Linked DNA regions of Mus musculus: all the other regions are linked to region 1. Evidence: chromatin loops called from intact Hi-C (ENCODE). Cell type or tissue: heart. All regions are shown on one strand. Each heading gives the region's core, and the rest is flanking DNA. Links, peaks and the distances in the headings are about the cores only.

Region 1 (4,844 bases), core at 450-4,449:
AGAAAACTCCCCAAGCAAAGATAATTCCAGAAAACCGTTTACCAACAAGAAGGAAATCAGGAAACCGAACGAACGTAAAGGTTTTTGCTTTGTTTTGTTTGTGTTTTTTTTTTTTTTACACTTCGGAGCCTGAGCCGCCTTCTAGACCGAGCGAGCGAAACAGAATGAACAACAGTTCACAGCCTTAGGTGCCAGCTCCGCGGCGACACAGGCCAACAGATTCCTCAGCTTCATCTGCAGCCCAGGGAGGAGGATAAATTTAAAGAGAGAGAACGACCAGGGGTGGCGGGTGTGAAGTCTGGCATCCTCTCTACTCCTTGCTCTCTCTCCTCCCAGCCATCTCAATTACACAGCTGTCACAAAGGTTATTCCTGGAATTCACATTTTATAATCCCCACACTGTAATTCCTCCTGTTCCCGTGGCCCAAAAGCACACTCCCCCGCCCGCTTCCCCAAGATACTGTCCACTAGAACAGGGTATGCTGGCCAAGCTTTAAAATCAGTACCAGGTAACGCTAGCCTCCCCAAGTTGGAGCCTACGGCAAGCACTCCGAAGGCAGAAGCACGATGACATGTCTCAAGAATACCAAGGCAGTGGCTGAGTGGAGTCATAGGCAAGGCCTGTCTACACCGAATTTTAATTCACGGACAAACGCAAACGCATGAAGGCCAGATTTGGAGGAAAGGGGGTTTGGGGGGAGACCCTGTGGTCACCCTCGAACACAAAATTCCTTTTCTATTTTGCTAAAGCCAAGTGCATGCCTAACAGTGTAGCTTATTTCCTTTATCTCAAAGCCAGGAAATGAGGTCTTTTAAGGCCAGTCTGAACACAGGCAAAAAAACAAAAAAGAAAAAGAAAAAAAAAGAAAAGCCAGGCGAAACCCCCTTTCCCAACTTTGGCCAGGCGGCACGGCCTGCAGTCAGCAGCGTTTCGTCACCCTTTCCCTCGTCCCCTAAGAAGTTTCTCCACGCCACGGGGAACAAAGGCGCCCCACACCGACCTTATAGACTTGTCCATAGGTGCCATTTCCAACCACTTCCACCAGCTCAAAAATCCCAGCAGGGTCCTGGAGAGAGAGGAGGGGGAGGTTATCAACTCAAAAGAGGGACCCCAACCGAGGAGGGCGAGAGGGCGGAGGGAGGGATGCAGGGCGGTGACAAAGGCTCGCCCCGCCGGGTCCCCGGGAGCGCCGTGGCACCCGCCCGCCCGCTCGCCCGGCAGACAAAGGGGCCGCCGCGCCCGCGGGTGTCCGTGTCCACCGCGGCGCGCAGGGCGCGGCCGCACTCACCCGCAGGGACGACAGGTCAATGTCCACCAGGCTCTTCGCGGGAGAGTCGTTCGCCATCTTCCCCGGGTCGCCGCTCCGGGAGCGGGCGAGAGAGCGAGAGACGGGCAGGGGCTCGGCGGCGCCGGGGCTCGGGCCGCACGGGCAGGCCGCCGCCGCCCGGGCGGCTTGTCGTCCGGTCGGAGCGGAGCGCGGCGCGGAGAGCGCTGGCCGCGGAGCTCACACCATGGCTTGGCGGTCCTCCCTCGGCCCCCACCCGCCCCCCGGGCGTCGCCCGCCGCCTCAGGCCCCGGCGCCCCGCGCGCGCGCGCCTGCACGAGCGGCCCGGAGCTGGGGCCGGAGAGCGCGGCGAGCGAGCGAGCGCGAGGCCGCGAGACAAAGATGCCGCGGGAGGCGGGGGCGGGGGCGGGGACGCGGGGCACCGACCGGCGCCGCTGAGGAGGGGCGAGCGACTCCCCCGCCCCCTCCGCCGGGAGAGCGGGCGGAACCCGGCCCTCGCCCTCGCTCGCTCGCCGCCCGCCCGCGTGAATATTCAGCAGGGGTGGGGCTCGAACAATGGCCGGGCGGCCGGCCCTCCGCGGATGGTGGCCCGGCCCGGGGTGGGGCCGGGAGCCCTCGGGGCCTTCCCGGAGGAAGTGCGGGGCGCGGCGGAACACCCCAGCCTCCGCTAACAATGAATGAAAGACTCGGAGCGCCCCGGCGGCCCCGTGGACACCCCACCCGCGCCGCTCGCCCGGGAGAGGGTGTGCCAGGACGCGCCGGGGTCGGGCCTCGGACCCCTCCGCCGCCTACGGCCGGTCGGTCCCGTAGACCCTCGTTTCCTTTTTACCCCCCAAGGGGTGTTCCTCTCCTTTCTCCTTTCCTGTCTCAGTTTGTGGCTTGGTTGCTGCTGGAGGATTCGCTGAGCATCACTTGACCGTCCGGGAGAATCCAAAACAGTCGCTGTGATTGCTCGCTGCTGTGTTCCCCGAGCCAGTTTGGCCCATGGGAGGGAGGGCGGACGGGCGAGCCCTCTGCTCGGGATCTAAAACCCTGACAGTACCTGGATGGAGATCACCACGGGTCACCAAACAGGCTTCTTCCAGCATGCCACAGCAAGTCAGCTAGGCAGTTCAACTACTGTCCCTCTTTATCACGTCCCAGGACCAGCCAAAAACATGTTTAGTGACTCCCTGTTACCTCACAGCGGGTGTTCTCAACAGTATCCCAGAATGGCCAGGTACAAGATCGCTGTAAAATTGCTTGACTCCCACATGTAGAAGGCCTAGAATGGGCCTGATAAGTTAAGAGATGAAGCTAAGCTTGGTGTTACATGGCGCCCCCCAAAATCCACTGTTTCATGGGCATCTAGTTGTCAATAACGTTCTGCACCTCCCTCCCCACACACTCCACACTGTTCTGATTTAAGCAGTACACACCTTATAGCCTCGGAGTAGAAAACCCCCAATACTGCAATTGTTGTACTCAAACCCTAAAGACCCTAGCCTAGAGAGGAGCGAGCATACTCTCCACTTCGGCCTATACCCAGAGTTCAAGTCGCTGCCCCCAGAGAATGTCCAGCGCTCTTCTGCTTGGGTTACGTTCTAAGATGTTTGACATGAGACTCCATTGTAGAGTGAAATTATATTCGGAACTCCCAATATCTGTTCCTTAGGAAACGCACAGGAACAAAAATGTTGGTGAATTTGTTAGCGCTTGTCTGGTTTGGCTTTGTTATTATTTATTGATAATACAGTGATGTGTGCAGCCCATTTCATATATCTTATCTTACTGTTCTTCACGTGAACCTTGAGTGGTACTCTTAATTTTGCTGCTTTATACATTAGGAAATAAAATCTGAAGAATTACCTCGCCCACTGTGCACAGCTGATGGCTATACAAATACGGCAGTCTCTCGGCACCGCCCCCCTCCCCAACCCACCCCCACTCCCAGTCCCTAATCCCAGTCTTTCCACAGGTTAACATCAGACCTATGACATGGAGGCCTACCTCATACCACTTCCTTCTTATCTATATGAATCCTTTCCCATCAGTTCAGAGCCATTACAGCCATTACATCCTACTATCTCGGATTTCTCCAAGCCCCGCCCCCCCCAACCCCTATCCTAAGATGCAGTGAGCAGGATCCGTACTGAAGCCATTGTTTTCCATTTTCAAGGCAGTATCTATTATTGAAAGGGCAAGCCAGCGCCCAGGATATCTGAAAGAGCATCACAATTTGTCCTCAGAGAACTTAAAGCTAATGTCCAAAGGGCAGTTTGTAAATACGCATAATATTATATTGTAATTCCAGCCAGACAGAAAGAACACTAAGCAGGTGTTCTCTGAAAGTCTCCTGGATTTAGAGCAAAGCTGAACTGGGTTTGAACCCTGGCTCTATTATTTATCAGTTGTGCAACCTTGCTCCGGCTGCCTAACCTCTCAGCCTATTTCCTCTCCAGTATACCAGATAAAGGCAAGAGATAAGAAAGACAAGAAGCCAGGGCTCAGGCAGGAGCAGTGAGGACTGTGACTAGGTCACGGGATGGTAGATTCTCCAAAGACATGACACCTGAAGGAATTCCAGAAAGTGCCATAGAGTCAACGGGTAACCCCTCTACCTGTGGCTCAGACCTCTCTTTACACTTGCTAGCATATTGCTGGGAGCAGAGGAAAAGATGGGGTTTGCTGGATAACGGTGACCCAATGTTTGCTTTTGAACCCAAAGCCAAAGTAAATGGAACGAACAGTCTCACATCTGCCCCACTTGAAATGAGCTCTGTGGGTAAACTCTTGCTGAAAATGTACATGTATTCGTTCACATAATCATAGCAAAATATCTTGAACTGGGTAACTTTAGTATGGCAGCCCTCTGTTATATTTCTCCTTTCTGTGGTATCCTTTACCTGAGACCAACGTTAGTCTGAAAAGCGTTAAATGAAAAGTTCGGGATAAATTTTACAAGTTCTAAACAACCTATTACAGCATCTTGTTATAATTGTTTTACTTTATTGTTTTTAGTAAATCACTGTGCCTACATTATGAGTTAAATGTTATCGGGTATGTATAGGAAGTTGATACATATATATTACACATACAAATGAGTCTCTGCCTATTGTGTCATTGTGGGTGTTTAGCTACCATCTCCATTTTCACACATCCATTGAGGATCTTGGCAACTATCCCCTGCAGATAGACTACTTTCTTGTACTTCAGAGTCTCTGTGTGTCCAAGATGAAGGTTTTAGACTACCTGGTTTTGAATAAGGGCTCTTCCTGTCTGGAAGACATCCATCTGGGTGCCTGAATAAGAAAAGAATGTGCTCTGAGGTGCCCTGGCCTTCTGGGATCTGCCCTTGTTGTTTGTTTTATTTGTGTGTGTGTGTGTGTGTGTGTGTGTGTGTGTTTGCCTGCTTGCCTGTGCATGTGTGAAGAGACCAGAGAGGCCATCAGGGCCCCTGGAACTGAAATTAACAGGCATTTGTGACCCATCTGATGTGGATTTGGGGAACCAAGCCCAGATCCTCAGCCAAGTGACCCTAACCACTAAGCCATCTCCTCAGCTCAATTTAGTGGAACT
Region 2 (4,844 bases), core at 339-4,338, 210 kb after region 1:
CACCACCTACCTATAGTGACCACCTACCTATAGTGACCACGTACCTATAGTGACCACCTACCTATAGTGACCACCTACCTATAGGGTGACGCTCTGAGGTCTCCCCATTACACAAGGAGGGGTGTAAACTGAATGTGGGAAACACATTTTTAAATTAGAGTTTATCTAGCCTATTGTGAGCCTGACTCGCGTGCGGTCAGAGGACAGTGTTCAGGACTCAGCTCTGTCCTGCCAGCCTGTGGGAATCAGGGATGGAACTCAAGAACCCATGCTTGGCAGGACACACTGAGCCATCCGACTGCCTGGACTTTACTCCTCTATGTATGAGATAAGAATCCAGAGAAGCAAGAGCACATTCAAATGGGAGCTTTCCTGATGCTTCCGGTATCTAAGCATTTCAGCTTTGAGCGGCAAGGCTCTCAGCGTGAGCACACGCGCCGTGGAGCCGGAGTGAAGCATGGCAGAGTGGGAGACACCAGTGTGCCCCTCTCTGTCTCTGCAGCATCGTGATGCCAAGCCTCTCACAGCTTCCTTCCACTCAGCAGATACTTGCTTAAATCATGTCCCGTGACAGCTCTGTTTCTGGGACTAGGAAGTCATTTTCCACAAGGCTTGAGGAATGTGTAATTTGGTAATGAGGGGAACAACGTTACACAGTAAGGCTGACGAGTCCTGCCCCTGTCCGTTAGTCACCCCTTCTCGACTGATGTGTGTCAGCAACTGTTAACTCCCACAGAATACCCGAGATAAGAAACTTAAAACGCAGGGATACTGGCTTTAATTTATGGTCTGGGGAATTTTGGCCCATGTCTTCTTGGCACTGCCCTCCAGTTTGCATCTGTGAAGAGGCAGGGAGCAAGCATCAGAACAGCCTGTTCCTCCTGGGCGAGACACTGAGAAAGAGGAAGAGCCGGAGGTCTCACCATCCTCTGAAAGCTCACAGCCCCAGTGGCCGGGATGCTGCCTACTAGGCCTAACTCCCAAATGTGCCACCACCTCCGATTAGCACACCAGCCAAGGACCACACCTTTAAGCAGTGGGCCATGGGGAAACACTCTAGATTCAAACTATAACAATTATTATAAACAAAATGCCTAGGGAGGGCTTCTTTATAAAGAGAAAAGTTTATTTTGGGTCACAGTTTTAAAGGTTGAAGGTCTAAGGATGATAGCTTTCTTGTTGGCAGCCTAGAGCAACACAGGAGCTCGTGTGCGTGTGCATGTGCGTCTGTCCATCTGTCTGTCTCGCCTTCTTATGGAGTCATGAGCATCCAGTCATCAGGCCTCTACCTCGATGGCCTTCTGTAATGCAAGGCAGTTCAGTCCAGGCAGTCACAGGATCAGGTAGAGGGAACACACTGGAGAAACACTTGTGTTTCTTACTCACTAATGAGCAGGAGCAGGGAGCTTGGAACATGGGTAGCCAACCAGGCTATGAGTGGACAGCTTTCCTGAATCTACTTGGACAAGTCTGTCAGTGTTCCTGACACAGATCCCAAGTCATGGTCCTCCTGGTGGCTCTCACTACCTGGCCAGGAATCACTTCTGGCCTGGGGTTCCTGGATACCTTAGAATGTCCCTGCCCATGGAAATCCCACAGGACAGGAGCCTTATGCTAGAGAAATGGCTCAGTGGTTAAGAGCACTAGCTGCTTTTGTGGAAGACCTGAGTCCACTTCCCAGCACCAGCACGGTGGCTCACAGCTGTAACTCCTGCTCTGGGGGCTCTGAGGCCTTCTTCTGACTCTGTAGGCATGCACACACGCGAGCACATACAGAATTAATAATAAACCTTTAAAGGAGGTGGGTGGTCTTTATCAGCTGGCAGCTGCCAATCTAATTCAAAAATTGGAATCTGGAAACAGGCAAATAAAACAGAAAAAGAAGGAACCTGACTTTTGGCCCCTTGATGTGTCCCCTACTTGATCTCTGAGAGGGGCTCATGTGGCTTCACAATTGGTGCTGAGGAGTTAGGCACGAGGAGCAATACTCTTACTTTTTTCTTTTTTTTTTTTTTTAAGCTGGAAAAAGAGCAAAGTGATCAGTCAGCCAGCCAGTCAGTCAGTAAGCTTTTCTTCTCAACCCTTGATAAAGCCCCTGTAGCCTTCATCTTATGGTAATCAACCAGGGCCCTCTGGTGGCCAGAAACAGCTTTCCCTGTAGGAAACACCCTCAAGGAAGTAGGTTTCCTAGTGGAGGGCCAAGGCAGAGTGATCTGCTATGGTTGCTAAAAAGAGGTGTTTCCTCTGGAGAGATGGTCCAGAGGTTAAGAGTGGTGACTACTCTTCCAGAAGACTCAGGTTCAATTCCAAGCACCCACATGGTGGCTCACCACTGTCTATAACTCCAGTTCCAGGAGATCTGACATCTCATACAAACATAAGTGCAGGCAAAACACCAGCGCCCACCAAGTAAGAAGAGTAGTTTCCAAACACAGCCTGTGAAGCTGATATCATAACTTTGCATGCGCTGGTGTGAGGCCTTGCCATGGCCTGTGGGGTCACTGACTATGAAGGGCTGAGGCCCACAAGGCACAGCCTGGGTTGCTGATGATATGTTCTGTCACATTAGGTGGAGGATTTAATCACATCCTTCTGGAAATCTCGGCAGCAAGACACAGTCATGCTCATGTCTCTGCCCGACGTGCGCCAGCTCTTAGGATGCTATGACATGCAGCTGTATAAGGTGGGTGGACCCTTGACTCCCCTGGGCATCCCTTCCAGAAACAAATGCCAGTACTCAGGTGAGAACAACACCCCCAATATACACCAACACAGAATAGCACCCCCAATACACACTAGCCCAGAACAGCACCTCCAATATATACCAGCCCAGAACAGCATACCCCAATACACACCAGCCCAGAACAGCACCTCCAATACACAACAGCACAATACACAACAGCACAATACACAACAGCACAATACACAACAGCACAATACACAACACCGCAATACACAACAGCACAGAACATACCCCATAAACATACCAGTCCAGATCAGCATATCCCAATACATATGCCAGCCCAGAGCAGCACCCCCTAGTACATACTAACCCAGAACAGCACACCCCAATATACATACCATACCAGAACAGCACCTCCAAAACCCACCAGCCCAGAACAGCACTTCCAATACCCACCAGCCCAGAACAGCACCTCCAAAACCCACCAGCCCAGAACAGCACCCCCAATACACACCAGCCCAGAACAGCACCTCCAATACACACCAGCCCAGAACAGCACACCACAATACACACAAACCTGTGTACAATGGACAGGGCCTTTTACCTTTTGCTCTTTTAAATTTCCTCAAACACAGAATATAATGATCCATGATTCAGATTTTAGCCCATTTTATTTTCTGAACATTTCAACCAAAGATGTGTGTGCGCTCTCTCTCTCTCTCTCTCTCTCTCTCTCTCTCTCTCTCTCTCTCTCTCTCTCTCTCTCTCTGTGTGTCTCTCTCTCTCTCTGCATATATATAATTTCTTGGAAACAGGACCCCTTGATGTAATCAAAGCTGGCTTTGAACTTACAATCCTCCTGCCTCAGTCTCTGGAGTACTGGGATTATAGGTGTTCCCAGGCCAGTCTTTTAAAAAGGCATTTTCAGGGGGCTGGAGAGAAGACTCAGAGGCTAGGAGCACTGGCTGCTCTTCCAAAGGACTCAGGATCGATTCCCAGCACCCACACGGCGGTTCACAACCTTCTGTAGTTCTAGTTCCAGGGAATCTATGCCCGCTTCTGAGTCTCCTCAGGCACTGCACACATGCATTCAGGCTAACACTAATACACATAAAACAAATAACATCCAGAAAAGATGTTTCAGAATGCAGAGCCATGGCTGATCACTCTGAAGCAGCGCCACTGCCAGGCTGGCTCTGCTCAGGAACGCCGGTCTCTGGAGCACTTAGGAGGTCAGGTGGACATCGGTTCTGAGGTCTTTGTTCATCAAGAGTCCCACTGGTTCGGACTTAGGGAGCTCATGCTTCTAGTTTGTCACCACAGACGTAGAATAAAAGGGCTGACTGACGCGGCTCCTAATGTTGGTCCTGACCCTCTGCGTTCGCCAGAGTGGGCGTGGTGCTGTTGCTTGCTCTGTTTTGGCTCTGGGTTTTGTTTGCTTACTTTAATGGAATCAGGGCCTACACTGAGGGTATGCCCCAGTGGCATATGCACAAGGCCTTGGGTTCCATCCACAGAATGTGGGGTGGGAGTGGGGGAGATTCCATTATCGGTATCTGAAATACTGAGCTGCCAGTTCCGGCACACACCAAGGTGGCAGGGTGTCCTGTGCTGGAAGCAGTGGCTGACTTAGGTCATTAGTGACCTCCCTCAGACCTGCCATGACCTAGCCTGTCTCTGGGTCACTTGTCGAAAGGCCCTGCCCTCGCAGGCCAAGTCACTCTGCTCGCTCCTTTCTCTGTAGGGCCTGGAAGACATGCTGCTCCCCGACTTCCTGGAGGACGTTAGTATCCAGTACCTGAAATCTGTCCGGCTGTTTAGTAAGAGATTTAAACTGTGGCTTCTCGGTGCTCTGGAAGGGTTTCCTGCCATCTTACAGATCTCTAAGCTCAAAGGTAGAGTTCCACACAAAGCATGAATTCTGTACAGCGAGGAGGAATGTACAGCATCATGCCCCGAGCAGCTCACAAACAGCTGAGATGCATTCCTCGCTTGCTTCTGTGCCAATGGATAACATACAGGCCACAAGTCCAGCATAGGGCAGTGGCAGATCTCATCTAGTCAGGGCTTGTTCTCTGGTTCAGAGACAGTCTGTCAGCTTTGCCCTCACATTAAGGGAGAGGCGAGGACTCTTTCTGAGGTCTCCTCTTTTAGGAGCACC
Region 3 (4,844 bases), core at 554-4,553, 79 kb after region 1:
CCTGTGATGCCTGTCCTCTTTTCTGGGATCTACTAATACTATTTAGCACACAAACATCAATCTTCTTTTCTATATCACTTTCCTCCAGTTATGTCTAAGGCTTTAATACAATTTTAAATACTCCTTAGAGATTGATGAATACTTGTGTGGATGTATCTGAGGAAGCCCAGCTAGAACATGCGCTGATACCTCAGTCATCCACCAGCCTCCTGAGTGTGTCTTGTGGAGGAAGCACAGAAAATTCAGAGGTGCACTTATGTATGGAAAGTGCTAGAGTCCAGTTGGTACTGAACTGAGCTGGGGGAGATTAAGTTAATGGAAGGAGAACCATACTCAGGCACCCTTGTCACAGATCTATTACAGTTTGTGTCTTGTTGCTGTATCAGGAAACCTGAGACTGAGTGATGTCTAGGGAGAGAAAATTTATTTAGATCATCAGTCTAGAGGGCTAAGGGCACAGCACTAGTGTCTTCTTAGTTCCTGGTGAGAGTTTCATGGCATCTGTGACATCACATGGCATAATGGTAAGTAGGTGTGTGTTTGTGTGTGTGTGTGTGTGTGTGTGTGTGGACATGACATCATGTAGCAGAATGGTTAGTAGGTATGTGTATACGAAGATATGACATTACATGTCAGAATGGCAAGTAGGTTCATGTGTGGAAGAGGTGAAACACAGTGGTCTAAGCCTTGTAACAACCCACTCTCCCTGTTACTGGTTTGGTTCTGTGAGACCCAAGGACCTTAACATAGTTTCTTAAAGTCATTAACTCATTTCTGAGGTTCACCACCTTTCAACACTGTTGTGAATCAAATTTCTTTTTTTTTTTTAAAGATTTATTTATTGGTTATATGTAAGTACACTGTAGCTGTCCTCAGACACTCCAGAAGAGGGAGTCAGATCCTGTTACAGATGGTTGTGAGCCACCATGTGGCTGCTGGGACTTGAACTCCGGACCTTCAGAAGAGCAGTCGGGTGCTCTTACCCACTGAGCCATCTCACCAGCCCGTGAATCAAATTTCAATGACGTTTTTGGTGGCCACAACTACATCCAAATAAAAGCAGCCATGTTTTCCAAATTTTTCCTAGAAAATTTTCTTCTATCATTTCCTCAAAGTGTCATTTTCTCTCATTATTGTCTCCTTGATGGGCTTTCCATACACATGGAGTCAACCTCTCACTCATCCTTATCGTTCTCAGTGAGAGCCCACCATTTTTTTTTCCTGAATCTGTTTCTGTGATGTAGATATACTCTCCTACTGAGTTCTTGTAGGTTTCAGTCTTAGAATGCAAGTTCTATATCTGATCTTCTTCATCCATTTGAGGGCCTGCATCCTATCTAGTCTTCAATTTTTACTCCGTTTCTACCACCACCATCTGAATGTGACCTCTCATTTTATTCTCTGACCGCTGTTATACCCCCTTTGATGTCAGCGTTGTCAACTTGACCCAACATAGAATCAAGTCACCCAGGAAGAATGTCCCAGTGAGGGACTGTCTAGATCAGGTTGGATTCTGGGCATGTCTGTGGAGTTGCCCAGAATATTGCCTTGACTGTTAATTGATGTAGGAAAACATCCACCATTTCTTATACTGGGGAATCCTGGACTCTATAAGACTAGAGAAAGCTCTCAAACACACCTTTGACAACCTCTACATCAAATGCTACCCAAAAACTGAGGTCATTGTTTCTCTGTCTCAGCATGCCATTTCAACCTGACTAATGTTTGGTCATTTGCTGTAGGCTACACATGAGCTTGTTTTCTTTCTCCAACTGAAGTGAAAACCTAATGAGGGCTGGATGTGTTTCTTTGGTCTGTACATGCTCCACAGACCTCGGCACAATGGCAGATGCAGATGGTATGTACTGGCTAGTTTTGATACAGCTGGAGTTTTCACAGAGAAAGGAGCTTCAGTTGAAGAAATGCCTCCATGAGATCCAGCTGTAAGTCATTTTCTCAATTAGTGATCAAGGGGGAAAGGCCCCTTGTGGGTGGGACCATCTCTGGGCTGGTAGTCTTGGGTTCTATAAGACAGCAGGCTGAGCAAGCCAGGGGAAGCAAGCCAGTAAGAACATCCCTCCATGGCTTCTTCATCAGCTCCTGCTCCCTGACCTGCCTGAGTTCCAGTCCTGACTTCCTTGGTGATGAACAGCAGTATGGAAGTGTAAGCTGAATAAACCCTTTCCTCCCCAACTGCTTCTTGGTCATGATGTTTGTGCAGGAATAGAAACCCTGACTAAGACAGGTACGTTGGCAAACAACGTTAAGTGGAAGAATGTTTGAGAAGGAATTACCATAGAGGTGAGGAGGGAGCATTCTTCTATTTCTAATGAGAATTCTGAGCAAAGGAAAGTTTAGAATTGTCCACAGCAGTATGTATAGTTAGCATTTGAGCTAATGATCATTAACTTCCTACATCCTTTGAGTTGGACCAAATTAGATTTAAACACACAGGTCTGAGGAAAATAGCCAAATAGCCTTTCCCTGAAACAAAACAAAAAAACTGGTTTTCTTGCTAATTTTGTAAGAAGGTCAGATAGGAAACAAAATGAATCAGGCTTTCCCATCAAAGCTCAGGTTTTTTTTTTTTTTTTGTTTGTTTGTTTTTTTTGCAAATATTATCAAAGTTATTTCTTAAGCTATTTGTGAGTCAAGCTTAATCTACTAAGAACTGTCTGACAATATGATTTTAATATGATTAGATTATTTCTCATAATGTAAGTGGGGTGCTCTAAAAATAAAAGTGGAAGAAATTGCATCATGCAGAGCAGGAGAAGCTTGTGACCTTCAGGTTTGCATCTTTGGCTTCGTTATTCTGCTGCTCATGCGACTGTGGCGCCAACTCCCGGAGACCAGACATAAAGTGGCAATAGCTTAAAGTATGTAGGTTTCACTTCTTTTGGTTGATGAAAAGCATCATTTAGTTCCAGAAAGTGGTGTTTTGGGGTTTTTTTTTCCCCCATCAGTTATCTTGAGAATATTTTGATGCCAGGGAATATTTGACAAGTTGTGTTGCAATTTTACAAAGCTGTTCAGAATTTGGAGGGGAAAAAAAATTGGGAGGTATTCTTTTTAGTTGGCTAAATGATGTATTTTGCTGTGTTCTGCTTTTTTTTTTTCTCCCAGCTCCACTCACTCCAGCCCCACTTGCTCCAGCCATATTCATTTTATATATGTGGGTACACTGTCACTGACTTCAGACAGCAGAAGATGGCATCGGATGCCCATTACAGATGGTTGTGATCTACCATGTAGTTGCTGGGAATTGAACTCAGGACCTCTGGAAGAGCAGGCAGTGCTCCTAACCACTGAGCCATCTCTCCAGCCCACGTTCTGCTTTTTTGTTTTAATCAAAGGAGGGTGAGGAGGAGTAGATGCTGAAACATTTAGACTCAGAGCTTAGCTGGCACAAATTCCAAGTCAGCCAGCCATCTGTCTCTATGTCTGCGTCTCTGTCATATGTACATGCACATGTATGAGTAAGCGTGTACGTACACACATACACACTTCACTGTATCCTTTGATCTTGGAGAACAAATCTTAGACAGTGGCAAGGAAGTAAGATAGTTTATTGGGTCATCTGGACTCCCTAAGACTGAGGAAGCATGGATCTTGGAAGCCTATGAAGAGCTGAGCTCACCAGAGTTTGCTCAGACTGTCAAACTGAAGAACCAGCTTCCCTCGACTGCCTGGGACCTGCAGCCTTTCTGTCTCGGTAAGACTGGTGTGGCAAGGAAAGGGGGGAATATGCTCCTTCACGAGGTCATCGATTCAGTGAATCAAAGACGTGGGCCTCTGCGGTGATCACATTTTGCAGCTAGCCAGGGATGGGGACCTAGTTGGGCTAGTGCCATGGCCTGGCCTCCTGGGGGCTGCTTAGTTGGCACTTGGACAGGGCAGAGCACTCAGCAGGGTTGCTTCCAGAGTCTGATGGGAACTCTTCAGCTCGAGGAGTCTTCTTACATGTCACGGGTGCCAGGCAGTGTTCTTCCCACCTCACATTCCACTTTCATGCCCAGCGCTCGGCTTGCCTCATGGCCCAGTGAACCCCTGTCCTTTCTTTGTTTCCTCCCCACTTTTTCTCACATGGATACTTCCCTTGATAAAAATCATTGTACGTTTACACTCCCCTGCTTCTCCAACACCCTGGATCAACACCCCATTTAGTATAAAGGAAGTATTCTGCTGTGGCATATTCAGCAAACAACCACTGCCATGCAGAGTGGATGAACTACGCATAAGGCACCTCCTTCTTTGCTCTTGGAAGGCTGAGCTGTAGGTGCCTGAGGGTAAGGATGGGTGAGCACATACTGATACTTAACTTGAACCCCTACAGACCTAGATGACTGGTATTTGATTCGGTCTCTATAACTTGTCCTGTTTAAGAATTCCTGTGCCCTAACTTGATCCCGTAACTCAGGCAAGCACACCTCTGAGGGCACTGTTCAGCCTTTAACCACAGGGTCATCTCATATTTGCAAGGAACACGTTGGTGAATTATCTAATGGTGGAGAATAGCATAGTGAAATTTGTTCATTTTAAGTGGACACTTTTTATAGACTGGACTAATTTCTCCAAGTTTCTCCCCAAATAATAATTTGGAAATAAGCAAATGAAAAGAATTTAAAGAGTGTCTTTATTTGGTCAACAAATGCCAAGGAACACATCAAGAGTAGCTAACTACCCCATACTGAGCAGGCACAGGGCAGACTCAGAACAGGCTGCCCACACACTGACCTCACAAAGAACATCTCATCTCATTAGGAAGACAGGATTTGTGAATACAGAACCACAGAACCAGGAGATGGTCAGTGTGGAGCAAACAGGTGCCTAGGATGGATAGG
Region 4 (4,844 bases), core at 355-4,354, 82 kb before region 1:
CTCAAATCTTCACAGAAAACCCCGTAAATAAAAGGCAGCATCTCCATTTGTAAACTCAAAATAAATAGAATTTCAAAGATGAGGGACCCCTTTCAGTCAGTATTCTTCAAATGCAAAGAAAAAAGAGCTCTTATTAATTTCAGATGTTGCACATGAATAGGCTGCAGACCCAGGGCACTCCAAAAGGGAAACTGGTTACTGAGAGACCCCTGGGCACCTGCAGCCGCCCCGATGGTGGGTTTCTCATCCAATCACTCAGCCATGCCTGGTTCTGCCCAGTGTCCTTGGGTTCTTACAGGCAATCACTTTATACAGAACAAATGAGCTCAGAAGGAAGGAAGATACTCACGGGGGGCCCCTTCAGCCATCTCGATGGCTGTGATGCCACAGGACCAGAGGTCACTCTGCAAAAACAAAAGAGAATGTTCCAGATGCCTAGTTGTATTTCTGGACAGTCATACAAATGGAATAAAAGCATCCTTCAGGTAAAAAACAAAAACAAAAACAAAACAAATCTTGCTAGGACATTATTATCTCTCCAGCCCTAGGGATTAGATCGCTTTTATTTACTTAAGCATGATATTATTCTGATAATGGTGAAAAGTGTTTCAATTTTTATGTATGTATTAAGGAGTAGAAAAATGAGTCTGTAATACATATTTAAATAATTCAAATTAAAAGAAAATCTTGGTGTAGCAATGATTTAAATTAATTCTCACTAATGGATATTGACAACAAATACTGAAATACACCAGGAACAGTTAAACTATGAACTCAATTTTAACACTACTAACAGGTACAACAATCACTAAAGCAGAAGTTTTGTTTTTATTGACAAATAAAACAGTAGTACAGTCAAGCTGAATCAGATAATGAAATATGAGTTTTATGCCTGGATAAAAAGGTGCACTATGGTTTCAAGTCCCTAGAGGTCACTCTATAATCACTTCAATTTATTTGTTTAAGAGAAGTTACAGTTTACACAAAAATGCCCGGCAAGGGGGTGGGTGTTCTTACTCTGTAGTCGTAAGTGGCGTCTGGGTTCTCATCACAGGCGATGACCTCTGGAGCCATCCAGTAGGGTGTGCCTATGAACGTATTTCTCCGTCCAACCGTCCTGTCCAGCTGAGCGCTTACACCAAAATCAACTACGGAACAAAAAGCAAGAAGAAGTGAAGCGCAATGAACAAAGAAGAAGAAAGTCTATGAGGAACCGCCACAGGCAGCTTGGTTCTGTCAGCTGCAAGCCATTCTGGGAGGCAGCACTGGGAAGGACTGCACCCTTCCCCCTCCACTCTCAGAACAGAAATGTTAAAACTGCATTGCAAGAGCCTGGGTCAGTCCAGAAGAGCCAGGAGGCCAGCCTGGCCTGCTGAGGGATGGGCAGAGGGATTACTGCAGGGCTGGGCGGCTAACACACAGCACTGTACTAAATAAAGAGACTCACAAATGCAGAGTGGGCAGTGAGACCATTCAGTAGATGAAGAGACTTAGAGGAACCCACTGTACAACTGAGGATGTGAGGTCAGTCCATAGAGCGTACATGAAGATGGATCAGACTTCACAGTTGTTCCCTGACATTACGTGTTCTGGCACTTGCAGCCACACACACACACACACACACACACACACACACACACACACACGTGTAGACAGACAGACAGACAGACAGACAGACAGACAGACACACACACACACACACGTACGTGTAGACAGACAGACAGACAGACAGACACACATGGCCTCAGGATGTGAGTTGCCCTTTCAGAGTGACTTCTACTTTCCATGAATTGAATGATGATGTTGGCTAGAAGAAAGCCATGGATGGAGGGAGGCAGGGTCAGCAGAAAGCACACACTGGGTGTACGAACATCAGCACATGCCACCATCATCACAGCCCACAAGCCACATGAGCCCAGCAGAAGGGCACGAAGCTCACACTAATGGTCTACAAAACACTAGACAATAGGCAGGGGTCACACACTCCACTTCTGTGTCCAGAACAAGTTCAGGAAACAGTTGGCTTCCTTGTTGATTGTTCCTCAACACACAGAGGACAAATCCAGGACCAAAAGCCTGATTGAGCTTTCCAGCACCTCGGCCAGGAAAGACTGAGGGTATAATTCTCGTGGCATGAGGTCAGGGCATGGAAACACCAGAGCAAGGACAACATGAGTGTCCCAGCTTAGCCCCAAGAGACTTTCCACATGGGCAGAGCACTGCAGATAACCAGGCAGCAGAGGCACTGCAGAAGGGTGCAGTGAGTTGGGCATTAAGGAGCAGCCTTCTATGGCTCAGACTTTTGGAAGAAAAGAAGAGCAGCAGACTGCTGGGTGTCCGAAGGGAAAACAACATGACCCTTTAACAGAAAAAGTTAATGCTGGTTGTATTTAAAATGTAAGAGCATAAAAATAAAATGGGGTCAAGTTCAGGTGTAGCTCAGGGAGACAGAGAACATGTCTGAGTCATTAGAAAGCTGGCAATGCCGCCCATGAGGCACCCGCTGAATACCCACACCAACACTGAAGACAATGTCCAGGCACCACATGAAAATACACCAGGGACCAAAGCAATCCCGGCTGCTGTGCTCCCAGAATATTCTAGTAAAGGGGACTATTTTCTTCTATTTGAAAAGTGCCATATGATATCAATAGAATTATAATTTTTATAATTATCAACAGCACTATAGGAGGAAAGCACAGGTCCAAGGCAGATCAGAAGGCCAGAGAGACCCCTAAAGATAGGAAAAACTGTACCAGTGACAATGAGGACATCGATTCCCAATTGAGAACAGGATATGCAAAGGTCCTGGGGCAAGGTCCGAGAAGTAATGAAAAACAACGTTGTGCCAGCAGTGAGTGCACATGAAAGCAGCTCTGCTAACTTTTTATGACTTTATTCTTTATTCTATTACTAAAAATAACCATATAATTTCCATATTGTAACATGGGGCATAGGGTAGAAGTGAAGAGCTGAGATGATGGGGCAGGAAAGTAGTAGCGGTCAGACCCCACACTTCTTATAAGGCAAGGCAGGAAGTCTGAACCTTCTTGAAATAGAACAGTAAGTCACTGAGGGTGCCTGTCTCTTTCTGTGTACTTGTCTCTGTGTCTGTGTGCCTGTCTCTCTATCTTTCTATCTGTCTCTCTGTGTACCCATCTCTCTGCACCCCCCTACACACTCCTCCCTATCTCTCTTGTTCTCCCCTCTCTCACTCATCCCCCTTCTAACGTCATACCCCAGGCTGGCTTCAAACTCACAATGTTTTTCCTTCATCCTTCCATCCTGTACTGCACTATGCCAGGCACCACTGTGCTTACATAACGAAGTCTGACTTTTAACTTAGTGTAGGGCAGAAAAGGCACCTCAGTCATGAGTTCCTGAGTTTGGGCCTCATCAACCACACCCCACCCTCCCACCCCAAGTTCAAACAAAAACTTTTCAAACTCTGTTTGGCTGCTATATCTAGGCAGAGTAGACTACCGAAGCATGAAGCGGAGGCTGGGGCTGGCTAAACAGTAAGCCAGTCCTCTCATCCTTCAGGGGAGAAGAAACAGCAAAGTTACCAAAGGGGCACAGCAAGCCACCCGCTGGCACCAGGACGGTGCATCAGGCACACACCGGCCGGCCACCTACCAAGTTTCACCTCAGCATTCTCGGTCAGCAGCACATTTTGGCCCTTGATATCTCGGTGAATAACGTGGTGAATATGGAGATGTGCCAATCCCTGAAAAGAAAAGCAGATTTGAGTCTCAGTTCTCTGTCCCTGTAAATAGACAGCCAGGAGCACCCTTTTATAATAAGGTGCACACGTGGGCCAAGTTTTTGTAAATCCGCATTTAGAACATAAAATTTACCCTTGGCACATTCCCAGAAGACACCGCCAGCCTTGCCACACATACAGAGAGCAGTGAGCTGGACTTTCTTTCCCTCTGGGATGATCACAACCACTTTAAGCTGTGCCTATGACACAGCTTTAGATTGCCATCTGAGGTTTTTCTGCTATAATTTGTGCTATTTGTGTTCAGGACGGCTCCTTTCCCACACCAAAAGTCTATCTTACAGTGGGTGACTGAATTTATTTGAGCTAGACTCGTCCCAGGGGAACAGCAAAGAATTAGAGGGGGCCTTAAAATCCAGCTCTTAAAATGCAGGCTTGTCTTCCCACTACAGAGGAACAAACTGTCACGTGCTGATATATCTCACTCCTGTTCAAGTGTAAAATAATTCTGTCACCAGAACAGCCTCATGTAGGAATAAAGTCTTTCTTCCCTAGGCAAACAAGCACTCTTGGCACACACACTTTGGAAGCCCTGTATCCAGAATGAGTCCAGTCGCATCTCTCAGGAAGGAGGTTGTAGGAAAACACACGCATCCACCTGTGATGTAAACGCAGCGAGGCAGCAGCCACACAACTCATTCACGAGACGCTGCACTCCACAGCGCGGCTTCTTAAGACATAGCAAGCCATTGATTCTGAAGTGCCTCCCTCGGCACTGAAAGAAAGGGTGGGTTACTTGTCAGGGGTTTGATTTTCCTATTAAAAATAAATAAGGGCTGGGGGCTGCAGTGGTGGAGGCAGCTAGAGTCTTTACCGTGTAGCCCAGCCCAGCTTTAAACTTGAAAGCCTCCTGTCTCGGGTGCCAGAGCTCCGGGCGCACAGGCCCATGTTCTCAGGCCCAACATCTACGATTAACGGCAACAGCCCTAGATCACTTTTTCTTCCAGCACAGTGGGTTCTAAATTCACTTACGAATCTGCCAGTGAAACAGAAGTTAGGTTATGTGGTACCTATCTATTCTTCATCATGGGTGCCGAGCCCATGCACATGGCGCACCGTGGTG
Region 5 (4,844 bases), core at 337-4,336, 190 kb after region 1:
TCATCTCTTATCATGCCCTTTGTCTCTCTAGATCAAATACATTGCTTTTGTGCTGAGAATTTGGTCTTGTGAGTCCTGAGCCAATACCTACCTATCTCTTACAACTATAGTGACAAGAAGCCTGCTCAGGGGGTCATAACGCTGACCAGTCACTCCCCCCCTTCTTTGCAAGGATCCTTGTGTATACAGAATTGGGTTGTTTTAGGATGTTATTTGATCACTGGTAAATGTATGGCCTGATTGTTAAGCTTCCTCTTCCTCGTCCTTTCTCCTCCTCTTTCTCTACCTCCTTCTTGTTGTCTTTCTCCTCCTCTTTCTCTACCTCCTTCTTGTTGTCTGGATAGTAAGACCAAAGAGTTTGATGAAGACAAAAGATCTACTTTAATGGAGGAGATAATTCAGGGGAAGGCGTTGCTAGCAAGCTTGAGGACCTGAGTTCAGGTCCCCGGCATCCCTGGGAGAAGCTGGGTGTGGTCATGCAAATCTGTGATCTCAGCACTAAGGAGACAGAGACAGGCACATCCAGGGTCTTAACAGCCTCCAGCCAACTGGTGAGCTTTTTGTCATTAAATACTATGTGTGACATCCCGCTTTGTGAAACCCTCCACGGTGGCAGGCATCAGGACTGTTTCCTGGCATTGCTGTTGGGACCAAGCCTGTGCCAGGGCAAAGCAAGTGAGGATCTTCTATCAGGCGTGAACCTGAAGAGTGACAAGGGAGAGTCACAAGGTGTCTGATCACACACACAGACCAAGCTCTTCGCAAAGCGGCTTCTCCTTATCTTCCAGCAGCAATCCTGGGGATGCTGCCGTGTTTTCCCAAACACTGAACCGTTTAGACCTTTTCTTCCAACTCAGTCCTTGAGGCTGACGTGTCCAGCCCTGACGGCCATTCTGTGCTTCTGAAGCGTGGTTGGATCTTCCAACACGTCCGCTGCTTTAATATAGGGAGCAATTACTTTCGTCGCCGAGCCTCGGTCACGGCTGCTCCTGATTGCCTTCCTGCAGACCCATTTTAGTTTGTGGGCTTCAGTTTGTGGATGCCGCCTAGGCCTCTCCTCTCCGGTGTGTGCGGGCACAGGCTTGCTTTCTCCTTTGCTCCATTCATTTGTTTTCCGTTTGTTTTTATTTTCTTTGGGGCTTTTATCCTTCCGGTCATTCTCTCTGTTTCAATTTAAATGTGTCACCAACAAGAATAAATACTCCCCCCGCCCCCAAAACACACACATACAAGTCAAATTAATCTAGGTCTCCCAAGACTGGCTTATAAACTGTAAATACTCTAACATAAGTAGATAAAAACCAAAGAGGGAAACTGCATTTAAGGTCCCTTTTATCTCTGTGTCCTACAGGGTGACTCAGAAAGGTTTTCTGACCCACTGGGAGTTCCCAGCTGTTACCCTGCAGCCCAAACAGTTGTCATTTTGACACTCAGTGTTTTAGGAAATGTCATCAAAGGCTCTGATGAGCCCTAGGTAGCCTGGCACAGCAGCCTTTTCTTAGCTGCCCACTTGCGGGCCTCCTCGGAGGGAAGAAGGTAACTTCCACCGGGTCCAATCTTTGCTAAGGTTGTGGAGATTTTTCTTTCTCCAGAATGGTGTCATTAGAGGTTGTTCACTTCTAGCAGAAAATTCTCTTTCCCCTTCTTTTTAAGATCTAGGGTCCAGGAATATATAGCTCAGTGGTAGAGCTCTTGCTTAGCCATGTGGAACCCCCTTGTCCAGTCTCTGCACTGAACAACAGGAAAAAGTTCTTGTCAGGAGGCTGTTTCACGCTGCAGAGCATTCCAAAGGAAAGCAAGGAGACCTCAGTGTCTGACCCCTCCGTTTATTTTGAATTCTTTGTCTTAATGTTTCCCTTAGAATCCACTCAAGAGATGCCAAGGTTCTAACATTAAGTTTGGCTGGCAAGTTGCCTAGAGAATAGGCCAGTGGAAGGGACCGATTGTTGGGAATGTATCCTGTGTGCCAAAGCTGCTCTAAACGGGGAAGGGAAAGGAAGGGGAAAGGATATGACCACAAACCATGTTTACAAGAAAAACAACAAAATATCCAATTCTCACTTCCTCCCTCCTCCCCCGGGGACTGAGTTGATTCCGAAGGAGTTCCTGCACAGATGATTCAGGATCGGCGTGCTCTGTGTGGTGCTCATTCTGGCCGCAAACCGTATCTTCCACAGATTGGGGAGTTTCCGGAGGTTGGCTTCCTCTGCTAAAATAACGTCAACGACTGTGTCTCTGATTAGAATCAGATTGCGTCTCCTTTGTGAGCAGTGTGGAAATCGAAAAGTGTTAAGAAGGGAAAAAAATAAAGACTGGCTGAGGCCCCACCCCCAAAGGTGTACTTGCTCCCATGGTCCATTTGTACACGTGTGCACACACACTAGTGTGAACAGCAAGCAGGAGCTGGGAGGAAGCACAGCCTTCATATCCTGCCCTTGTCCCTGTGTCCTGCCATCTGTCTCCTTCTGTCCTGACAAGCTGGTGAGCAAGCAGCAGGCCTCCCTGGAAGCCCTGGGTGAGGCGAACGTCTCTTGTCCTCCTAATCCACTCAACCATAGCAGCTTGCTTCTTGAAACCCCAGCCTCTTAGAGTATACAAATTCTTTGTTTTGTTTGCTTTGCTTTGTTAGGGCTGTGCAAGACACCTGTCTATCCTGGAACTTGCCTTGTAGACCAGGCTAGCCCTGAACTCACAGAGATCTGCCTGCCTCTGCCTCTCAAGTTCTGGGATTAACCACACTCGACGAGTGGCCAGACTCAACACAGCTTTCAAGTGGTGTGGTCTCCCCTTCTCCTCCAGCACTGTGGCATGCCACAAAGCAGGTGTAGAGGCTCGTTTCCTGCCTCTCCTTCCGACTGTGCTGCCAGCTGTTGATTGAACCTTCCTGGGAGGAAGGAAGAAGAAAGGAAAATGAGAGAGGCTTTACTCTATACGAGCCAGTTGGACCCTTTGGTGTGGTGGGCTCTTTGGTACCCGCCTTGGGCACTTTCCAGTACGTGTTCCTTGGCTTGGTAGTCGGTGTTCTGGAGGAGCCTGCTGGCATCTGCCTGCTTTCTGCATGTTCAAGAACAACACAGGGCAAGCCCATCTTTCTCCTGCCCTGCTGACTGCAGAAAGTGCGTGATGATTCTTGGCCTGAACAGACTGTGGATGGTGCTCACAGTGGCCTTTCTGTTCAGCTACTGAGGCCCTCCTCGTCCTACCCACATGAATTCTGGGTTGTCAGAAGATGGCAACTGCAGTAGCCTCCCAGAAAACACTTTGAGTGACTGGACTAACCTTCCCACACTCCCTCACAGCCAGGAAGGGGGCCTCTGTGCAAGAAGCCATTCACACGTCCTCATCTTTGCTTCACTGCAGATGCCCACAGATGCAAGCCCCTTGAATGTGTTGTCAGGCAGTTTGTTCTTCCATCCATCCATCCATCCATCCATCCATCCATCCATCCATCCGTTCGTCCATCCATCTGCCACCTATCCATCTGCCCATCTATCTGTCTATTGTCCATCCATCCATCCATCCTTCTGTCCTATCCCTCCATTTGATCATCCATCCATCCATCTATCCATCTGTCTGTCTGTCCATCCATTCTTTCATCCATCTGTCATCTCTTTGCTCCATCCTGTTGTGTAGATACTGCAAGGGTAAGTAGATTAAAGATGGACTCATGGATGGATGGAGGCCTGATGGGTAGGCAGACAGGTAGCTGGATAGATGGATAGATGATAGGTGCATAGGTAGACAGACAGACAGACAGATATGGACAAGAGAAAGATGAGAAGTCAGATAAGGGGAAGCCCGTCTCACTTCTCTCAAATGCTGCTCCTGGGAGCTCATACAAAGGGAGGCTGCGGCACACAGCCAAGCAGGAGCTGGGCGGAACAGCTCTGCAGAGGAACAACAGAAGTCATTGGCAGGCCTGTGGCTTTCCCTGCCCCGGCTTCTAAACTGTCCCTACATGCAGGGTTTCCCCTTCCAGCAGGTGTGAGCCTAGATACCCTACCTGTAGTTAATCCCTGGATATGGCCACCGGGATAGAGTCCGGTTGAAAACTGGAACACGAGTAGTGTCCCTGAATATAAAACACATCAAGGTAACTCAGCCGGGCGGGAGATGAGAATCGGAATCCAAGTGACTGTTATTCTACAGTTGAGTACCATCCACTCACTAAACCCTCTGAAATGAGAAGACCCATGGTCAACTCTGAAAGTAGCTATGATACCAGAGAAAGAGGAAAACAGCAGAAGAGCAACAGCAGCCATAGGCTAGACCCGGCAACCACAAGCTAGACCCAGCAGCCACAGGCTAGACCCAACAGCTGTCAATAATCCAATTTCCAGAGAGTCTTCGTGATGCCAGTCAGCAATGTAGCATTGAAGAGAGCAGAAAGCAAGACCAAACGGAGTTCGTTGCCAGCAATTCAGTCTGGAGAGCCTGACTGTTGGGACAGTACGCAGAGGCTCTCAACCTCCCGACACTGCGACCCTTTAATACAGTTCCTCGTGCTGTGGTGACCCCAACCATAACATTATTTTCAATGATACTTCACAACTGTAATTTTGCTACTGTTATGAATCGTAATACAAATATCTGTGTTTCCTCATAGTCTTAGGCGACCCTGTGAAAGGTTTGACCTCCCCCACAGAGGTTGAGACCCCCAGGCTGAGAACTGCTGCCTTAGAGTTTTGGTACTGGGAACCTAAGCCAGGACATTACCTGCCCCAGATGGGACACCAGGATTTCATTCTGTGACTTTGCCCATCTGGTGTGTTCTAATTTCCTTTGTATGTATCCCTTTTGGAACCAGCTTGGATCATTTGTATGGCTCCTCAGTAAGTGTAGAT
Region 6 (4,844 bases), core at 514-4,513, 140 kb after region 1:
ACTTTCTGGGTGTGTGTAAGACCTGCTCCTCGGGAAGAAACACTTGTTCAGCGCTTTAAACACGCCAAGAACCCATGCTGGGGCGCTCATAGGCCCCAGGGGTGGGTCTATTATTCTGCTGAGTGATAGGAAATCAAACAGCCCTCTAAATCTATGTCTCTGTACCCACCGAGTAATGCGGCGCTCAGACTTGATGGTTAACAGAGAAAATCACAACTGGTCAAAGTGCAGAAGAAAAATGTCAGTGGAGTGCTCAGCCACAGATGGGACATCTATTGCGCAGCCCCGCCCCCCCCCCCCACACACACACACACACAAAAAGACGTGGCAGAAAGGTTGTCAGAGACAGGGGTCAGGGAGCCAAACTGTGTCCTCTGGGCATAATGAACACAGAACATCTATGACTGTTCGCCTAAGAACTGCATGACATCAAGCTAGCTGACAATCCATCTTGGACATGTGGGGGATAAGTCCCCTAATGGAGGCAGTTGGTGGCTTCTGGAGAAGGGAAAGTCAGTGTTTTCATTAAGGGTGTGGCCCCTAGTAGGCCACCCATGCTGCAGTATGTGGCCCCAAGCCCACAAGTAAATAGAAGTATGGATTGGATTTGATGGGTTACTAAAACATGGCCGGGCATGGTTGCACACCTTTAATCCCAGCACTCAGGAGACAGAGGCAGGTGAATCTTTGAGTTCCAGGCCAGCCTGGTCTAGAGAGTAGGCCCAGGACAGCCAGGGCTACATTGAGAGACCCTGTCTCAAAACAAACAAACAAACAAACAAAAAACCAAAAAACAAAAAACCCCAAAAACATGAAATTGGGAGGGGTGGATCTGGGAAGAGTTATAAAGAAAACAAGGTAAATATGATCAATTATATGGAATGAAATTCTCAAAGAACTAGTTACGTATATTTATAAAACTCCAACAACAACAAAAAAACAAAGCAAGACAGCAACTAGTTCAGAGTAATGGTACCCTAGGAGTTAGACAGGACAGATCAGTGTAGAATCTTGTAACAGCCTGATTTTAGGTTCAAATGCTGTGTCTAAATGTAAAGCACATGACTGACAGTTAGTGCTAGCATGAGCAGACGGTAATTTACCCCAGCATGTGTAGGCTAGTCTATGGGAGCTCAGCCTTCCCCATCAGAGCCTTAACCACTCCTGATGAGACACAGGGAAAGTGGGTTAGGGTTTCTCTCTGACCGGGGTATTTTTGGGGGACCACCTAGCATGCCAATGGAAATGTCTCTTTTAAGGAGTGAATGTTTGCATCCCTCTCTTCATCACTGCAGGTCAAACCTTCATCTCTCATGGCATAGATTCTTCATCTGTCTTGTGAGGCTGTGGCAGAGTACATGAGGCTAGAGAATTTATCAATTTAGGAATGTCCTTCTCAACCATTCAGGAGGAGCCCAAGAACAAGCAGTTTCTGCCTGACAGAGTCTTTGCCCAGCAGAGGTGATGACACAGAGAAGTCAGGAAGAGAAGAAAAGAGGGCTCTGACCCATCCTCTTGTTAGACGACTCCTATGATACTTGATGGCCTCTGGAACTCCAAGCTTTTCTGAACTCTGCCAGTCTGTGGCATTTTGTTACAGAAAGCCAGACCGACTATAATGCCCCTCACTCAGCTCCCGAAAATCGACTCTAGAATCAGCTCCTCCAACTGACGGTGGCTGTTGAGTTTAATTTGTGTATGTTCTCCAAGTAGCCCAGGTTGGCTTAGAACTCATGATCCTTTCTGCCTTAGCTTCCTGAGCTGGGTTTGGGGATCCAGCACAAGCTGGTTTGGGTTTTCTTCATGTGTGGTGTAACAATCATTGTCTGTGTAAGAGTTTACTCGGACACAAGCAGTCTGCTCTTACTTTCATCCCCAAACTCGCAAATCTACATTTAACCAGAGAAAATAGCCACTCAGCAGGACTTCCTGTATCCAGGGGCGGGGGCGCTCCACGCGGTCCATCTTCTCAGCTGCGCATTGGCTGAGTCAGCTCCCTACAGTCAGTCCCTGGGCTTCTTTCCAAGTTTCCTTTACTGCAAGTAGCAGAGACGAACTTTTTTTTTTTTTCATACTGACTGCTTTTCTCTAGCTTTAGGAATCTTCGAAGTTTCCCGGTCAAAGAGTTCAAACTGTCTTTGGCTTTTACAACTAAGGGCAAAAGCCACAACTACATGTGTGGCGATGCCCCGTGCCTACCCCCAAAGTGCCGTGGAGCTTGAATTACTCCGGCCCCACCAGTACAAGGTCTTGTCGTTTCTCTTTATTCAAACTAGCTTGTGTAGCAGGCCTTAATTTACTACTTCTTTCTCTGCAGTACTGTCCGTGCTGTGACTCAGAAATCGCTTGATTTGCTGTGTTTCCAGTCAGAGAGCTCTTCCACTAAAGAGTCTCAACACTCACCCCTCAGCTCGTTCCTATTGTCTAACGTGAAGTTTGTTGAGGGGTTAGTATGGTTACACTGCAGGAGATTTACCTGGACAAATTGTGAAGAAGAAGAAAATAGCTAAGCAGGAAGGCTAAGAAGCAGTCCTTCCCCCTTCAGGCACGCTCCCGGAAAGGTGGTGTTCAACGCAGGCCATCTAGTGGATCCTCCTGGGAAAAGTGCCCAGGGGGAGTCAAGAAAACCATTTCCCAGTGCAGAAGGATGGAGCCCAGCTCAGAGACTGGAGTTCTCACTGGAGGAAGAGCTGCAGTTGCCCCTACTCCTGGGGACAGGCTATCCCTTCCCTCTTCCTGGCGTGGGTGTGTGGGAACCGGCACGAATGAAGCCAGTCGTGCGGTTACTAAGCTGCTGGGAGTTGGGGCCTTAACTTTGACTTAGCATGAATTCTGGCCCAGAACCTCGCCCTGCCCCCCACCTCTCCTCAGCGAGGGCCCCACATTACAGGATGTTATTCATCCGACGTCTGTTAGCTGCGGCCCCAGTGTGCCAGGCAGAAAGACTGAGTCAGATTCTGGAGGGAAGAGATTTTGCCAGGAAGACCTGGGCGTGGCTCAGGTAGGTGGAATCTGAGGTCGCAAGGGCATGAGAAATATAAAATCAGGGATGTTTTCACGAGATCAGTAGGATTTGGCTTTCCACACCCACTATTCCTTATATTTAAACAAAACAAAACACGCTTAGGCAGTTAAAAAAAAAAAAAAAAAAACACTTTAAGAAATATACACTGGCCGGGCAGTGGTGGCGCACACCTTTAATCCCAGCACTGGGGAGGCAGAAGCAGGCAGATTTCTGAGTTCGAGGCCAGCCGGGTCTACAGAGTGAGTTCCAGGACAACCAGGGCTATACAGAGAAACCCTGTCTTGAAAAACCAAAAAAAAAAAAAAAAAAAAGAAAAGAAAAGAAAAAAAAGAAAAAAGAAAAGGAATGTATACTGTATGAAACTGCCGGTATGTAATGTGTATGTGACATGTAATTATATAATATTCAATCTAATGTAGTGCCATATATAGCAGATATATAAAGTGGAACTAACAATGAAACAAATATGGAATAAACAAGAAGTGTGTGTTTTCTGTGCACATGTGTGGTCCACTCCTGAGCAGCTGCCAGTGTGTGATTTAGTTCCTGGAGGTGGACTCTGAGGCAGACTTAGAAGATGAGAGCATTTTTTCGGTGGGAGCTTTGAGGAATGAGCAGCATGAACTTCAGATGGAGCCCTCACCGTTATCCCTAAGGACGCCTCTGTCGTAACAGTCTTCTCTCTGAGTCTGCAGGGAGGCCCTCACAGCCAGGACCCCTGTTCCTTTACAGGGTCCCTTAGAGAGCATAGCATCATGTTTGCATAGAACCAGCCTGCATCCTTCTGATGCTTCATACATCCCTAGATGCCTTAGATTCTTGGTACCTGGGAACACCATGCCCTGGGGAAGCAGGGCAAGAGGAGATTCCTGCATCTCCAGTCCTGAAGTCCTTTCCAGAGATGTTTGTTCCATAGTTGTCGAAACTGTCTGTGTGGAAAATCCAGACGTGGATGTTTGATGGTTAAGACCAGTTCTAGTTGTATTCCTCATAATTAGAAGGACAGAGAGGAGAGGAGAGAGAGCGAGTAAGAAGAAGGGAGACAGGGAAAGGAAGGGAGACTTAATTCACTCCAGATACCTGGCTCCCTAGTAGTATTTTTTTTTTTTTTTTGACTTGACCACAGGGTGAACCCAGGGGCTGTGAATCATAAGACTTGCTCCACGAACACTCTGTTCCAAGCCCCTGAACTCTGAGAACTTTTCATGTTGTGTTCAGATCTTCAGGCAACTCGGTATTTCTCTGTGCTTGCCAGCCTTGAAAGGAAGGCGTGTGCTTATCTGTAGTGGGGGGGGGGGGGGCGGGGGGGATGTTTAAATGCAGAAGCAGGCCCTTAAGGCCTGGTTCAGTGACTAGCAGCTTCATTCTGTTTAGAGTTCCTGGACCAGTGATGTGCCCTTCTTCCTGACAGCGTGCATTTAACAACCCCCATTGTACAGGACTGCCAGCTATCTGGCCATGTGCCACTCACACTGCCCAGGAGACACGGGTGCTCACTGTTGGTAGACTCAGCACCCAGGAATGCAGATAGTTGTAGAAGGAAGGTACAAATGAGCACCGTCCCCAAAGAAACTCCATCCTGTGTGAGTGGCTTCAGAGCCTTCGCCTTTCAACATGTGTGCTCAGAGGTAACTTACAGCTGAACCCCACACAGCAAAGTCTGGGTTATAGCAACTTTGCTGAGAGCCAACCCATTCTGGGAGGGGACTGAGCTGTCTCTGAGGTCAAGCTGCTCAGGCACAGCAAACATTCCTTCTTGCAATTTTTTTTTCTGTCTTCCCCTTCCCTGCCACTTGTGACTAACAGTCAGCACACACCA

The links. Peaks named below come from ENCODE experiments on the same cell type or tissue, not always from the same donor. Only the 100,000 strongest peaks of a DNase experiment are listed, where the experiment ranks them.
Region 2: it touches region 1 in a loop (2.9-fold over the local background); 13 of 42 quality-filtered maps call a loop at or near these places.
Region 3: it touches region 1 in a loop (1.9-fold over the local background); 2 of 42 quality-filtered maps call a loop at or near these places.
Region 4: a loop joins it to region 1, with 3 times the contacts of the local background. A loop is called at or near these places in 14 of 42 quality-filtered maps.
Region 5: a loop joins it to region 1, with 8 times the contacts of the local background. A loop is called at or near these places in 5 of 42 quality-filtered maps.
Region 6: a loop joins it to region 1, with 6 times the contacts of the local background. A loop is called at or near these places in 15 of 42 quality-filtered maps.

The regions. Positions count from the first base shown.
Region 1 is chr1:39,897,732-39,902,575 of GRCm38, reverse strand. Map4k4 (mitogen-activated protein kinase kinase kinase kinase 4) reads right to left here and starts at 1,663. Exons shown (of 32, transcript NM_001252200.1): 1 at 1,290-1,663; 2 at 1,002-1,067. The coding sequence starts at 1,346. In heart, for the core only: a CTCF peak has its summit at 1,987; DNase peaks (open chromatin) are centred at 1,185 and 1,825; H3K4me3 peaks cover 2,329 bases; H3K27ac peaks cover 2,290 bases.
Region 2 is chr1:39,683,334-39,688,177 of GRCm38, reverse strand. Rfx8 (regulatory factor X 8) reads left to right here. Exons shown (of 15, transcript NM_001145660.1): 8 at 2,570-2,683; 9 at 4,428-4,578. Among named protein-coding and RNA genes, the nearest start is that of D930019O06Rik, 34 kb to the right of the region's middle. In heart, for the core only: a CTCF peak has its summit at 2,147 (motif pointing left); a DNase peak (open chromatin) is centred at 2,137; H3K27ac peaks cover 986 bases.
Region 3 is chr1:39,818,806-39,823,649 of GRCm38, reverse strand. No RefSeq gene overlaps it. Among named protein-coding and RNA genes, the nearest start is that of Gm3646, 16 kb to the right of the region's middle. In heart, for the core only: a CTCF peak has its summit at 2,846; no DNase peak of the experiment used is centred there.
Region 4 is chr1:39,979,443-39,984,286 of GRCm38, reverse strand. Map4k4 (mitogen-activated protein kinase kinase kinase kinase 4) reads right to left here. Exons shown (of 32, transcript NM_001252200.1): 6 at 3,637-3,727; 7 at 1,018-1,148; 8 at 350-404. Among named protein-coding and RNA genes, the nearest start is that of Map4k4, 81 kb to the right of the region's middle. In heart, for the core only: a CTCF peak has its summit at 924; a DNase peak (open chromatin) is centred at 2,116.
Region 5 is chr1:39,711,498-39,716,341 of GRCm38, reverse strand. All of the region lies in intron 2 of Rfx8 (regulatory factor X 8), which reads left to right. Among named protein-coding and RNA genes, the nearest start is that of Rfx8, 7.1 kb to the left of the region's middle. In heart, for the core only: no CTCF peak of the experiment used is centred there; DNase peaks (open chromatin) are centred at 2,021 and 3,881; H3K27ac peaks cover 2,775 bases.
Region 6 is chr1:39,759,318-39,764,161 of GRCm38, reverse strand. No RefSeq gene overlaps it. Among named protein-coding and RNA genes, the nearest start is that of Rfx8, 41 kb to the right of the region's middle. In heart, for the core only: CTCF peaks have their summits at 1,938 and 2,585 (motif pointing left); DNase peaks (open chromatin) are centred at 1,961, 2,691, 4,211, 4,471 and 1 weaker place; H3K4me3 peaks cover 811 bases; H3K27ac peaks cover 1,813 bases.